Regions from separate parts of the Mus musculus genome. Here region 2 is linked to region 1. A link is a contact called in ENCODE Hi-C or POLR2A ChIA-PET data. All regions are on one chromosome and are shown on one strand. The core of a region is the stretch at or near the end of the contact, and the rest is flanking DNA. Distances in the headings are between cores, read along the strand shown.

The links. A loop is a pair of places that touch in the nucleus more often than their neighbours do. ChIA-PET counts read pairs that join two places held with the same protein, here RNA polymerase II (POLR2A).
Region 2: a loop to region 1 is called in a map of left cerebral cortex, with 2.0 times the contacts of the local background. The contact joins the promoter of Slc41a1 here to the enhancer-like site in region 1. A Hi-C loop is called at or near these places in 1 of 37 maps with a recorded cell type or tissue (left cerebral cortex). POLR2A ChIA-PET finds 5 or more read pairs at or near these places in 2 of 5 experiments (both embryonic stem cell).

What each region holds. Positions count from the first base shown.
Region 1 is chr1:131,552,390-131,559,385 of GRCm38, forward strand. No RefSeq gene overlaps it. Among named protein-coding and RNA genes, the nearest start is that of Fam72a, 28 kb to the left of the region's middle. Within about 2 kb of position 2,747, at least 1 of the 3 ENCODE cell types and tissues checked has a DNase peak (open chromatin) inside an H3K27ac peak, as active enhancers do.
Region 2 is chr1:131,823,585-131,830,580 of GRCm38, forward strand. It overlaps Slc41a1 (solute carrier family 41, member 1), which reads left to right and starts at 4,428. Exons shown (of 11, transcript NM_173865.3): 1 at 4,428-4,809; 2 at 6,427-6,996.

The DNA of each region.
Region 1 (6,996 bases), core at 1,497-3,996:
TTTTAAGTGATGGTTTTGTGCCGTGATGCTCACTACGGTTTTTCTGAGAAAGATAAAAATAGTGACATCACAGTGGATTGGTCAGCTCTCATCCCAGTCTAAAGGACCATTGGGAAGCCATCAGCCTGGTTCTCTGGGCTGCTACCTCAAAGGGGAGTGGCTCTAAAGAGCAACTCTGCAGAGCCAATAGTAAGGAAGGAGAATTGCTGAGAAGGAGCAGCTCTGCCTGACACCCGCTGCTTCTCCTCCAGAAAGGAAACACTGTGGACTAGGGAAGCCAGATCCTAATTTAGGGGCACAATCTTCAGTTTGAAATTTAAACCAGGATGGTTAGGATGCCCTACCCAACACCTTAAGTCTAGCACACTTGCGTGTGTGCTTAGGTGAATAGTTCTCCCAACCGTAAGATGGGCAGAACCGTGGATTTTCCAGGTACCTTTTACAGATGAGTATTTTATGGAGGCCCGAGTCTGATCAGAGTCAAGAGGCTTCCCTAGCCTGCTCCTCACCTTGGTGTTGTCCAGGACTCGTTCCAGCAGTAAGATCAGCCATCTTAGTCCACTCTTTGGTGCCAGTAGGGTCCTTGCTGTTTTGCAGACAGCTGTTTCCCTGTTTTGTGTGGTGTGCATAGAACTTAAACCATCTCCTCTTCCTCTCAAGAGGATCTTAGATTCATGATGTCACTATTAATCACCTTCCAAAGGTTCCATTGCCAATTACGATCACACTGGCAGTCAGAGGTCCAACATATGGCATCACAATTCAGTCCACAGCAATACATATACATTTGTCGTTGCCATTACTCATTCTACCATGAAGCAAACTCCAGGGGAACAGAGACTTAATCTGCTTTGTGGGCTGTAATATTTCCACCACTAGAGCAGAGGGATGGCCCTGTAGATAAAAGAGTAACACCAAGGATCATCCAATTCTGTAGGGCAGCGGTTAAAGCAAAAGGTGCTGAAGGCCATACACTTTGAATGTGGCAAAACAGAACACCCCTAAGAAGGAACCCAGTGATGGGATCAATTAAAGGGAGACAGTGCTACAGGGTTGGAGTTACTGAGTACACATGATTATGCTAACATGTTTTTTAAGACTACATTTATACATAAATAGGGTTACAGATAGTGATGGATTAAGGCAGATTTTTTTTTCTTTTACTTGAAAACTTTGAAGACTTTTTTTAAAAGTCTTTTTAAATTTTATTTTATGTGTATGGTATTTTGCCTGTATGTCTGTGAACCATTTGCATGCCTAGTACCCTTGGGACTCAGAAGAAAATCCCCTGGAACTGGATTTACAGATGGTTGTGAGCCAGCATGTGGATGCTAGATAATGAACCCAAGTCCTGTGGATAAGCACCCTTAACTGCTGAGCCATCTCTCCAGTCCAACTTTGAAATCTTTTAATAGTTCACAAGTGTGGTATAGAAATTCACATGAATTTAAAGGAACAATGTTGTACTGTGTTGGTTTTTCTTCTAATATTCTAGTTTCTGAAAATGTTTTTTTTTTGTATATTCCAAAATGTACAACTTGAACACAAATTTTATTAGAAAAGTTATACTTAACATAATCATCAACTATTTTCAAGAACAATATTAAACCCAATAATGTGTAACAAGAAACTAATGACTTTGCTATAATCAAATGTTCAACTATCTACAGTGTCTTTTTACAAAGGGGATATCCATGGTTTACAGGCACATTGTATTGAAAAGAAAACTGCAAGAGCAATTTTATACAATTACCATTCTCGAGAAACTGAATCATTACAATAGTAATTACAAGTTGAAAATGGTTTTTACTATAACATCGTTGATCCTCCGATCTGAGACCTTTGGCAATGGTGGGGACTGGGATCCCATTGTGCAATGGTTGCACAGGCTGCACTGCAGGGATGCTCTAGTGACTCTGTCTTGTTCTCCTTGTAGTCGAAGGGAGGGATATTCCCTCCTACTCAGACCCTTCCCAGCACAACACCACTATTAACTTCTGTTCTCAGAGACTTCCCAATGTTGTGTAATAAGCAAAGTTGTTCATTGAAAATATCTGGTGTGGGAATAGAAGGCAGTGGAGACATTTGTCGTTGTATCAAAAGCAAAACATGACACAGCTAAGCTTTGAGATAAAATGTCATCTTACCAGGAAAACAAAATGACACGAATTCCATGTTCACTATGGACTGACATTTTTATAGCCTTCGTTAGATTATCCTGACTTAATTTTTGTAGGTATAGAAAAGAAACTGAGGGACCATAGCAAGTAAGAGAGAGAAGCCAGGCCTATGATCTATCTTTATAAGAAAACGTACATTCTATAAATTTCACCCATTTCAAATGTAGAACTCAATGATTCTTAGCATACTTAGAGAATTTTACAACCCCTAACATAGTCAAATTTCAGGATCTTTCCATCCTGTCAAGAAAGTAGGTCTTCATTAGAAGCTCTGCCACAGTTACCACCTCCCCATGCCCTGGACAACCACTAATCTCTTTCTGTCTCTAGATTTGCCTCTTCTGAACTTTTCTTCCAGTGGCACCATGCATTTTGTAGTCTCCTGCGACAACCTCCTTTGACTTAGCATTCTGTTGTTTCTCTTTATTGTCTGCAGTCTCCTAAAAATCAGTCCTTCCTCCAGCTCCGCTTGCCCAGAGCCCCTTTCCTGCTGAGCCAGCTTCATCCTGTGACCTGAGCAAAGCTGGGGAGGGGCCACTCAGAGCCTGGGACCATTGCTTTCTCCTGGAAGGACAAGGCTCTGCAGATGGCAGACAGTGAATGACATCAGGCTCTGCAGTGACTGGAGCTCGTGGCACCAGCTCTTCATTGTTCTATTTTTATTCTCGTGTTAAGATTTTTCAGAGGGAAGGCTTTACTCAAAAACTGCTTCTCTCTCTAGCTGCTCCTACAACCCCAGGCTGGACTCTGCTGCCACCTGCTGTCCTTTAGCCAGACACTGAACAGGAATAGAGAAGGCTTTGTTCCCGGTGATACAGTTACGTATTGAGTTCTATTCTTGTGCGTGCGTGCGTGCGTGCGTGCGTGCGTGCGTGCGTCTGTCTGTCTGTCTGTCTGTCTGCCTGCCTGCCTGCCTCTGTCTGTCTGTGTGTCTCTCTATATATACATAACATATATATGTATACATATGCCTCTGTTTCTCTATATATACATATATATATTTATATATACATATATAATATATGTCTGTGTGTAAGTCTGTCTCTCCCTGTGTCTGTGTTTATCTCTGTGTGTCTGTGTATGTGTCTGTGTGTAGGTCTGTCTGTCTCTATTTGTCTCTTTCTGTCTCTGTCTGTGTGTCTGTCTCTGTGTGTGTCTCTGTATGTGTTTGTGTGTAGGTCTGTCTCTGTCTCTCTCTGTATCTCTGTCTGTCTCTCTGTGTGTCTGTCTCTCTGTATGTCTGTGTATGTGTTTGTGTGTAGGTCTGTCTCTCTTTGTCTCTCTCTGTGTCTCTGTCTCTCTCACACACACACACAAAGTTTCAATACATGTATATAGTGATATCTTTCTATGAAAAATTAGTTGTGGTGGTTTGAATAGCTATGGCCCCATAGACTCATGTGTTTGAGTGCTTGACCTGTCTTTGGGTTTCCATTTCTGTGAAGACACCATGACCATGGCAACTCTTATAAAGGACAACATTTAATTGGTACTGACTTATGGGTTCTGATATTCAGTCCATAATCGTCATAGCAGGAAGCACAGCAGCATCCAGGCAGACATGATGCTGGAGTAACTGAGAGTTCTATATCTTCATCCATAGGAAGCCAGGAGCAGACTGTCTTCTAAGCAGCTAGGATGAGAATCTCAAAACCCACCCCAACAAGGACGCTCTTACTCCAGCAAAGCAATATCTCCAAATAGTGCCACTCCCTGGGTCAAACATATTCAAACCACTACAAGCCATTAGAAAATGTGGCCTTGGAGGAATTGTGTCACTGTGGAGGCAGGCTTTGAAGTCTCCTATGCTCAAGCTGTACCCAGCATGGTACAGTCTCCTTCTGCTGCCTGTGGATTCTAAGGGGTCTCATAGATGTGGAAGGTGGTAGTGTAGCAGTAGATCTACCTAATCTAGGCGCACAGAATGTATTCATATTAATTGAGTCGTGTTTTCATTGCCAGGGCATATTAGGGATGGAGAGAATTACTGCAACAATTACTACAAGATATAGCACTCTCAGCTGCTCCAGCACCAAGTCGGCCTGCACACTGACATGTTTCCCTCCGCATCTCTCCTCTGAGTCATGGAGATTCCTTTCTCCTCCCCCCTGCATCCTAGCCTGTGCAACTCTAAGGGTCCCGCCCCTCTCCCTTTACTCAGCCATTGGCCACTGGCATCTTTATTGATAGATCAAAAACCAACTGGGCACAAGGGCCTTTGGTGTTTGGATATGCAGATTCCCAATTGAATCAAAGCATTAGAACCAATCTCCAACATACTACAACATGCTTTTGAAAGTTGGGGGACAACTTGTGAGAGTTAGTTCTCTCTCCATCATGTGGGTTTTGGGGCTCAAACTCAGGTAATCTGCCTTGGTAGCAGCCACTTTTATCCACTGAGATATTTTATACGTTCAATCAGATTGTTTATCCATGGTGCACACAGGTACGCGCCTATAAGACACTCAAGGAATACCATCACATAAACAAACCTTTTACAGAGATTTGCAAGATCTCTGAAGATCTACTTCTTTCTGATCTCAGCAAGAGTGAATTGATCTTGGATAGCTAAGGGATGCTTAAAAAAAAAATAAAGCATGCACTCATGTGCATGTGTGCACACGCACCACAATACACTGATGTGGATGGGAGATGCTACCCCATCTAGCTTCCTTAACCCACAATCATTTTCAATGACCCATATGGCTTCCTTGTCCTAGATTATTGCTGCTATGACATCACTTGTGATTTCCTCCCTCCAATAGTCTCTATGGGGTAACTTGCTGTGCTAGGTCAGGCTCACACTCAAAAGGGAGAAAAGCTAAACTCTTTCCTGCTGAGCCTGCAGCCCACTGGGGCTGGCTCTTTTGGTTCTGACAGACTCCAGGCCAGTATCATGGCCCTTGCCTTTCTTTTAACCATACCTGGCTGCTGAAAGTGAAGCAGTCATTGGAAACCATTGCCTGTTTCCAATCTAGTTCTCTTCCCTCCCTCCCTCCAAGAATGGAGTTGTAAGACCCTGACCCTTGGTCAGTCCTCACCCCCCCATCCCCACTCTGAGAAATTTTTACTTAAGAATGATCATGTGGGTGGAGAATGGAACTTGGCCTAGCTTCACAGGAGGGGGAAGCTGTAAGAAGGGTGTGGGACTGGAAAAGCCCTGAGGGTCCCTCAGAGTGGTCAGATAGCAAAAGGAAAACAAGGAAGCCTTCACTGCTGCTTAGAAGCAGGAACTTAAAGGGAAAAGTAAAAGTTCTGAGACCCTCAGTAGGATGTTAATAAAAAGAGGTTGCAGGTAATGCAATTTTGCTTAGACTTTGGGGTGGCAGCTGAAAGTAGTCCCTTGCAGTGCAAGTCTGCAGGTCAGTGGGAGTAGCAAGCCCCAAAGTCTGGAGTTGTAGGTCTCTGAGGCTGTAAGCCTGTATGGTAGCCTGGAGCCACGGGTCTGGAGAGCAGTGGGAACTGAAGGCTGGAAGCAGCTGCAGAGACAAACTGCCTTCTGGAGCTGAGATGTAGTGTCTTGGAGGCAGGAATGGTTGACTGCAACCTCTGGTTGAGTCCTGAAGGTGGACTCAAATGACCATCCTGCCCAGAACAGAAGCCTCGGGTCTAGGGAAATCAGTCAGGCCTTCCCAGATGAAGGCTGTGAGGACAGCCTTCTCCCTTTTCTGTTGAGCTCTGCAGGGATTCTACTGGCTGAAGGTCCTCCCAGGTGCTTGAATTTATAAGGGATCACTTAGGCTCCAATTGGCTGGATGTGAGTATGCAAATGAGGTGAAAATGAGACTGACCGGGAAGGCTATCAAGTCCGGTGGGAAGAATAAAAACTAAGAATTCTCAATTAGGTCTTCAGGCCCTACTTTCAGTCTCTGCAGTGATAAGAGATCTTCAACCTTTTGGCATTGTGATATGTCATTGTGTTTACAAGTGTCTCGTGCCACATCTATAGCTGTCCTGGGACACATGCAGCTCATGGGTTGTGGGTTAGATATGCCTGGAAAAGCCTGGGGAACAGTTCATGGAGGAAAGAGTAAGCTTGTCCTAGTGGTGGAGTCATTCTTCTATAGTAGGAGATAAATATACCTGGGATAGGGCTCGTTTGCCCCACTCAGGGATAGGTAGGAACTCCATATGGAGTTTTCTTAGGTTCAAGCCCTAAGGGCTCAGGATCCACAAAGAACAGAGGGCTCATAGCTATTGATGCAGCATCAGTTGACAAAAGAAAGAAAAGCTTCAGCTGCATAAAAGCCAGTTGACAGCCAGAACCTTGAGTTGGGGCTCTGTGGTGGTTTGAGTGAAAATGCCACCCCCCATAGGTGCATAAAGAGTGCCATTATTTAAAAGGGTTAGGACATGTGGCCTTGTTGGAGTACTGTGTGGCCTTGTTTGAGAAAGTAAGTCACTTGGAGTGGGCTTTGATGTTTCAGAAGCTCAAGCTAGGCCCAACAACTCATGCTCTTTCCTGCTGGTTGGAGATCCAGATGTAGAACTCTGTTCCTTCTCCAGAGTCATGCCTGCCAGCTTTCCATTACTTTCCAACATGACAATAATGAACTATAAACCTCTGAACTATAAGCCAGGCCCATCTAAATGCTTTCCTTACAAAAGTTGCCATGGACATGGTGTCTCTTCACATCAGTAGAATACTGACAAGATCGACTCTTAAATCTTTCCCTAGGAACCCCAGCTCAACCCAAATCTTGCCATGTTTGGCTTTGTCCTCCCTTTTAATTCTTTTCAATAAGGCCCTACGGAGCTGGAGTGATCAATAGTCATCTCATCCTTGGATGAGTGGGCGTTAACCATCAGGGGTTGG
Region 2 (6,996 bases), core at 3,178-5,677, 270 kb after region 1:
TAAATCACTGGATGATTGTGCCCACTGTTATTTGCCCAGCTTCGCTCAACTGAATGATGTGAAATACCTTGAACAATTCTGCTTGAAGAAATCCCCGAGTGGGTGTCAAAGAAGCTTTGGGAACTGAGAGTTCAGTTAGAGAGAAGCCAAGGCAAGGTGACACCTTGCTCTGAGAACAGATGGCAGTACTTCTCCGTACCACCCACATCCCTACATCCTCTTCAAGCTGAATGAAGCCGGAAGGGGATGATATCACCTCAGCTCCAGGCGGCAGGAAAGAAGTGACCTCTGGGAGGATGGCAGTAGGGAGGGGTTACAGCAAGGGGAAAAATGGGAGGGGGTACACACACTCAGAAAAACAAAAGTCAGGAAAATTTCCAGCCATGCTGGGCTAGTCTTGTGACTGTGGCATGCTGGTGAGGGACTCCAAATCTATGGGACTCTGGAATTTTAGGATGCATCAAGACAGCTCCCAAAGTTGATCTTAAAGGAGCTCTTAGTGGTCAGCCGCTGTACCTGAAGGAAGGCCGTAGAGTTTGGAGAACCATGGGATACAATAGCAAATGAACTGTGAATTAAGACAAGTGTCAAGCAAGACTGGAAAAGGCTTACCCAAGAAGCCTTCCCTACCACCCACGTCAGCTGACAACTACCTGTAACTCCAGCCCCAGTTTTCTTCCAACCTGCATGTGAATACACACACACACACACACACACACACACACACATCCACAGACCAGCACACATACACACATAATGCTAAATAAAAATAACACTTTAATTTTAAAAAGACTTCATAACTTAATTTTTCATTATTAGTAGTATGTGGGCAGCAGGTACGCACATAGAGGTCAGAGGTCAACTCTGTAAAATCAGTTCTTTCCTTCCACCTTTCCATGGGTCCTAAGGGGTTGAACTATATCAGCAAGTGCCTTTTCTCACTGAGCCGTTTCACTGGCTCAGCAGTAGACACATCTGTAAGGCCAGATGAGGAACATGTGAGCCCCTTGGGCACATGGAAGTCCAAGTCTTACAAAGGGGTCATGAAAATGCTCAGAGACCCACATTTATGGCTTCCTGACACTTCCTGACGCTCATGGCTGAGTCTTGCCTGGAGTATCTGGCTGGCTTGCTACCTGCTGCTAATTCCTGTCTTTTCATCTGTGACCTTTGCTCCCCACATCTGTGTTTCTCAGTTCATAGACTGCAGCTGCTCTCTGGGTACAGAAAGGATAAGAGTCTTCCTCTTCTCAAGGTTACAGGTGGCTGGACTGGAAGGAAGCGTGCTTCCCCCGGGCTCTCTTGCTGTCTAACTCTACGAATCAGCATAACATCGGCCACAGTGTCTAGGCCAGTCTCCTCTCTATTACCCATCATACTATCAAGGCCAGTTACTGATCTGACTATCTCCCAACAGACGTTCGCCGTATTTTCTGAGCGCTTACTGTGTGCCAGGTGCCAGAGGTACAGAAGTGGTTAAAACATGAAGGCCATAATCCTGACCCAGTGATCCTGGCCCTTCAGGATATCCCAGAAGAATGTCTTCTGCGCTCACAGACTTAAAGAAATATTTGTAATACCTAAAGCTAATGAAGGACTCATATCCAAAATATATGAACTCCTAAAAAAAAAGTCAAAAAGCCAGGTAGAAAGTTGATAATACTTAAAAACGATCCAAATGGCAAAGAAATGTGGAGGAAAGGTGCTTAATCTCATTAGCTATCAGGGCAATACAAATTTAAGCCACAGGAAATACCATTATATACCCACTAGAATCGCTACTCTTTTTTTTTTTTTTAAATGAGTCAGAGTTTCATCATGGTAGCCTTGACGGGCCTGGAACTTATTATGTAGACCAGCCTGGCCTTGAACCCATAAAGATGAACCTGTCTCTGCCTGCTCTTAGGTGCTAGAATTGAATGACTACAACTTTAATCTTTTCAGATTGGTGATACCAGTGTTGATAAGGCTATGAAACAATAAGGCATTTCTAGCAAGAATATAAATTAGAAAAAGCACGTCAGAAAATTGTTTAGTAGTGTTTCCTAAAGCTAAGCATTTGCCTGCCCTATGATCTAGCCCTGTTCCAATGTGCCAATTCAGGCTGGGTGGCACATGCTTTTAATCCCGATGTTTGAAGGCAGAGGCAGAGATGGAAGCAGAGGTACGCAGATCTCTGGGAGTTTGAGGCAGCCTGGTCTGCAGAGTGAATTCTAGGTCAGCCAGGGCTACACAGAGAGACTATGTTTCAAAAACAAAAAGATGCCATGGCAGATTCATAAAATAACAATACCTGGAAACAACTGAAATCTGCATCAACGGATGCAAATTGCCCTGTGCTCGCTTAGTGACATCACGCTGCAATGAAGGTGAATTAACAAATGGTACTGGGGTTGGGGATTTAGCTCAGTGGTAGAGCGCTTGCCTAGCAAGCGCAAGGCCCTGGGTTCGGTCCTCATCTCTGGAAAAGAAAAACAAAACAAACAAACAAAAAACAAATGGTACCATGTGTGATGTATGAGTAAGAGAAACTAAGCACAGAATAGTAGTGCCTCCTGAGAGGTTCTGTTATAGAAAGTCCAAGCGCTCACAGACAAAATGAACAGTGTCAGACAGAGGCCACCCTAGGGAAGAGGGTGAGAGAGTGACCAAGGGAGCTTCTGGGGTGGCAGTAATGACTGAATTCTTCCTTTTGGTGGTGGTTTCATCAGCCTGTTCCCTGTACCATAATTTGGTGGTCCATACTCTAGGTTTTACGCACTTTCCCATATGTTCAGTTTACTTCGACTAAAAAGAAAAACTTTTCAAGTAGATAAAGAGTATGGGGGTGGAAATAAGAGAAGGACAAAGATTTTGTTTTTAAGTTGCTATTGGATGAAAGTTTTTGGCCTTGAGGCAGAGTCTCAACTGTATAACTCTAACTATGAGGCACTGTCTCTTGGTAGACCCAGACGACCTCATATTTGTAGAGTCTCCTGCTTCTGTCTCCCAAGGGCTAAGACTGCCAACACTCAGGCAGCCATATAATCAGTCTTAGTTTTCCTCTCAATCTATACTCATTGTGCACAAAAACTGGTCCTTCTGGCGAAGACCTAGTGTTGCCCAATCTAGGAGTAACTTCCATATCCAAACATAGACTTGGCTGTGAAACCAAAATTGGAGTTCAACTACAGTGACATTTGCTGGGCCCTTAAAAAATATAGACCTTTGATATCCTAGCAGCGGAGCTGAGCCCGGGGTTGCTGGATTAGCAGGTGGGGACAGGTTTTTGTGGCTACATTTGTTATCATTGTCCAAAGGAATGGCCCTCTCCAGTTGCTGTTGAGCATGTGTGCTCAGTAGCCAGCACTCTTTTTCTCTCCTATATACATCCTATCCTTATTCAACGGTCTAGAGAAATGCTCAATTGCCCCAAGGAACCTTTCTAGGGAAGAAAGTGACAGGAAAGGAACCTCTGGTCATAGGCTCTATGGTCTAGAAAAATGCTCAGTTGCCCCAAGGAACATTTCTAGGGAAGAAGGTGACAGGAAAGGAACCTCTGGTTATAGACTCTACCGATGAAGGGGGAAAGGCTGGAAATGGGAGTTCCTTTATAGGGAGGTCACATCCCCTTCACAAAAACAACCCAAAGAGAACTAACTGGTACTGATTTTGGATTGATGAAGTGAAGACACCCCAGGGAGGAAGTGGCAAAAGCGAGGATGAAAACACTTTGATTCCACAAGGTGCGTCAGGGAAAGTTGGCGTTCATTTCGCCCGGGATGGAGACTTCTCTCCCACGGGGCCACGATTGGGTCAAAGGAAACCCCCGCTCCCCTCCGCCCTTACCTCATTGGTGTGTGTAGCCCCAGCCATGAGTCTACCAAATTTTCCCTCCAGTCTGCCCATCCCCACCCCTATCAAGGCTGGAACTTTATTAAGGCAGATTAAGGTTCGGTCAGTCGCCCAGAGGAACAAGGAACCTGGAAGGAGAGATGAGGAGCCTGATGAATAGGAACTGTGCCCAGGAAGAAGGTAGGGACTGGGCGTGGAGAAGGAACACGCGATGGCTGCTGCGGCCCGGGCGATCGCCAGCTGGCCGGCTCAAAGGGGTGGTTTCGGGTCTTCTGGAAGGCCCAGAGGCTCACTAGAGATAGTCAAGATTCAGGAGTACATGCGTAGCAGAACGCTCGCCTTGAGAGGCCGTGGGAACTCAGGAGCGCAGCACCCGCCCGCGCTTGAGCACCGCGAGCCCACAACACCCTCCAATTCTGAGTTCCCGTCACTCTGCTGCGTTTTCCCCCTCACCCCGCCCCCAGCTCAAGAAACGCCGGGGAAATGGGCGGGGCCTGGGCGGGGCCCGCCCCTTTTCCTGCTCTGATTGGCTGATGCAGTTGTCCATCCTGACTCTATTCTTGATGGAGGGGGGTTACCACCCGCTCTGCCCCAGATCACGTTTGCCACCCACAGCCAAACACTCTTGTCCAAGTCCGCGGGCAAGAGGCGATTGGGGACGAGCGAGCTCGGCATCTCAGGCCCAGTCCGGTCCACACCAGCCCGAGGCGGAATATCCTGATCGCCCCCCACCAGGCCACCTCCCCTCGTGGAATCGGAGCGGCGGCCTCACAGGAAGGCAGAAGCGAAATGTAGCGAGCCGGGTGTCGCGGTTGGACGCTCGCCTTGCCTGGGGGTGTAGCGGGGAACACGCGGGGGCTCGAGGAGGACGGCTGAGGGGGAGGAGTGATGAGAAGAGGGGGTACCCTACATCCCCCAATTCCGCGGGCCCCTGCTACCACTCTCCAGGCGCCCTTTCTCCCCAGCAAGGCGCAGGTCAGTGTTGTTGGGTCTGGGAGGGAGGGAGACGAGGGCGGGGGACTCCAGGACGCAGTGCTTTTGCAGTCTTGAGTTGCCGGGAGTCGGCGGAAATCAACTAGGCACTCCTCCTCCCCACCCCTGTAGTTGGGGATACCTAAACCGGGCTTTTTTGTCCATCCCCGCTTGGAAAGGAGACGCGGCTTCCTAGAGCCTGAGGCCCATCGGTAGTGGCTTTACTGCTGATGTAGTTGAGAGACTGGCCTGCTCCCCTTGCTAGCCCCCTTCCAGGTCAAAGTGGCCTGCCAGAAAGACGGGAGGGAGGGGGCAGTCAGGTTTTAGCGAAGGAACTCAGAAACTTTGCTGGCTCGGGGGCGGTGGACTCAGACTGAGTGTTTCCTCTTGGCTGACTAGTGAGGATCTTTGAAAACAACGGTGCTGTGTTAAGGTGGCTTGGCTGGTGACCGAGTTAGTGGAAGACTCATAACTTGGGCCCTAGAGTTTGATTCTGCCTTAACCAAACTGGAGTTGACTAATTGTGAGTGTTTGGAATACTAACAGCCTGTTCATCATACCTGCAAAACCCTCTGGATTTTTTTTTTTTTTTTTTTTTACTATTGAGAGCCATGCTGGTGAAATGCAACAAGTTGGTGGCAATTCGTGGGGATTCCTTTAAGCTAAGAAAAGCAGGGCAGGCAAAGACAGACATGATTTGGGAGTAAATGCATATTAGCTTGTGACACTTGGATTTGCCTGACTTTGTTTTTCTTTCCTCTTTCTACACCTTTTACCGATGATATTTTTGTTTTTAAGAGTTACACCATGTCTGGCTGTCAGTAACCCGAGAGGAAAGGGGGAAGGCCAGGCAACCAAAAATGTAGGAATAAACAGTAGCTTCACCCTCTGTCTCTTCAATCTAGTTAACTGCCGGGTCCTATCTGACAGGCTCACAGGATCTAGCATAGAGAGAAGTGTAAATGCAGCCTGGACCAGGGTTTAGCCTGTGGTTTCTGTAACACTCGACTTTCAAGGGCAAGAGTAAGAAGGAGGCCTCTGGTTCTTGGCCTTGGTCTTGGCCGGCTTGCCCTGCCCCGGTTGCCTGGGGAGTTCTCCTGGCTTCCTCTCCCATCCCAGCAGGGGGCTAGGACAATTAGAGGTCTAGGGATGCTCCCCTCAATGACCAGCCTCTCTGTTTGCCCTGTCTTGCTGTTGCTGTCTTGTAATAAGTCACTCAAGAAGAGTGAATGCGTAGGGAGTTTGCATCTGAATCTGTAACTTTACTGATAAGGGACTATACTTAAGTAATACTGAGTTCTTATCAAGATCCGAGAAAACAACTAATCACATCCCTGCCCACCCCAGGTTGCTCAGGAGGCAATGCCAAGGTCTCCTATGAAGCATCCTCCTTTTGGGTGGTGGTTTGCTGGCTGGGAATCTGCTGGGAATAGAACTCACTGCATCTCGACATGAAGTGGGGCAGGACAGTGTAATTCTAGCAGGAAAAGAACAGCTAATAGCCACCCCTGTAACACCACATGCTCTGCAGATCATCCTAGTAGGAACTGGTTTTTGCTATGTACCAACATTCATTCTCCCCCCCCCCCCTCTTCTTTTTGTCCTTCCTCCCAACGTAAGGTGTTCCACACCAATTCTTGTGACTTTAAGGACCAGGCAACTGAGAAAGTACAAGATCCTCTCAAGAAGGGAAGACATCTCTGGGAGAGAGAGGAAAGATAGCAGACACTGGGACCAGCTGAGCCCAGCCACGGTGCTGTGAGAAGCTGAAGCCACCCAGCAGGAGTGAGAAGAAACCCTGGCCTCAGATTGAGGCTTCGTTCTCAACGATCTGAACTCATTCAGCTTTTCCCAAGAGAGGGCTGCAGCATCAGGCACTCCAGACTCAGGTTGAGCTCTTCTGCTCCTGCTCTGAGGAGCTGGCCACTGAGAACCAAAGATTGCCCCTGGCACAACACAGAGCTGCTGGGAGCAGGCACCCACTACCCATAGAGGCAGCTGCTGCATCTGGTGAGGACTTTGTTTCCTTCCAGCTCCAGGCTGCATTGCTTGATGGGGCTGTCTTTTGGTAGATCAGTTTTTACAGTGCCCGGTAGGAGTGGAGAGCCGTGGGAAGAGGTCTTGCGGCAATCAAGCCTGGGTTCACCCCAAGACTAAGTTCTTTCCCAAGTCAGAGTCGAAGAGAGAAAG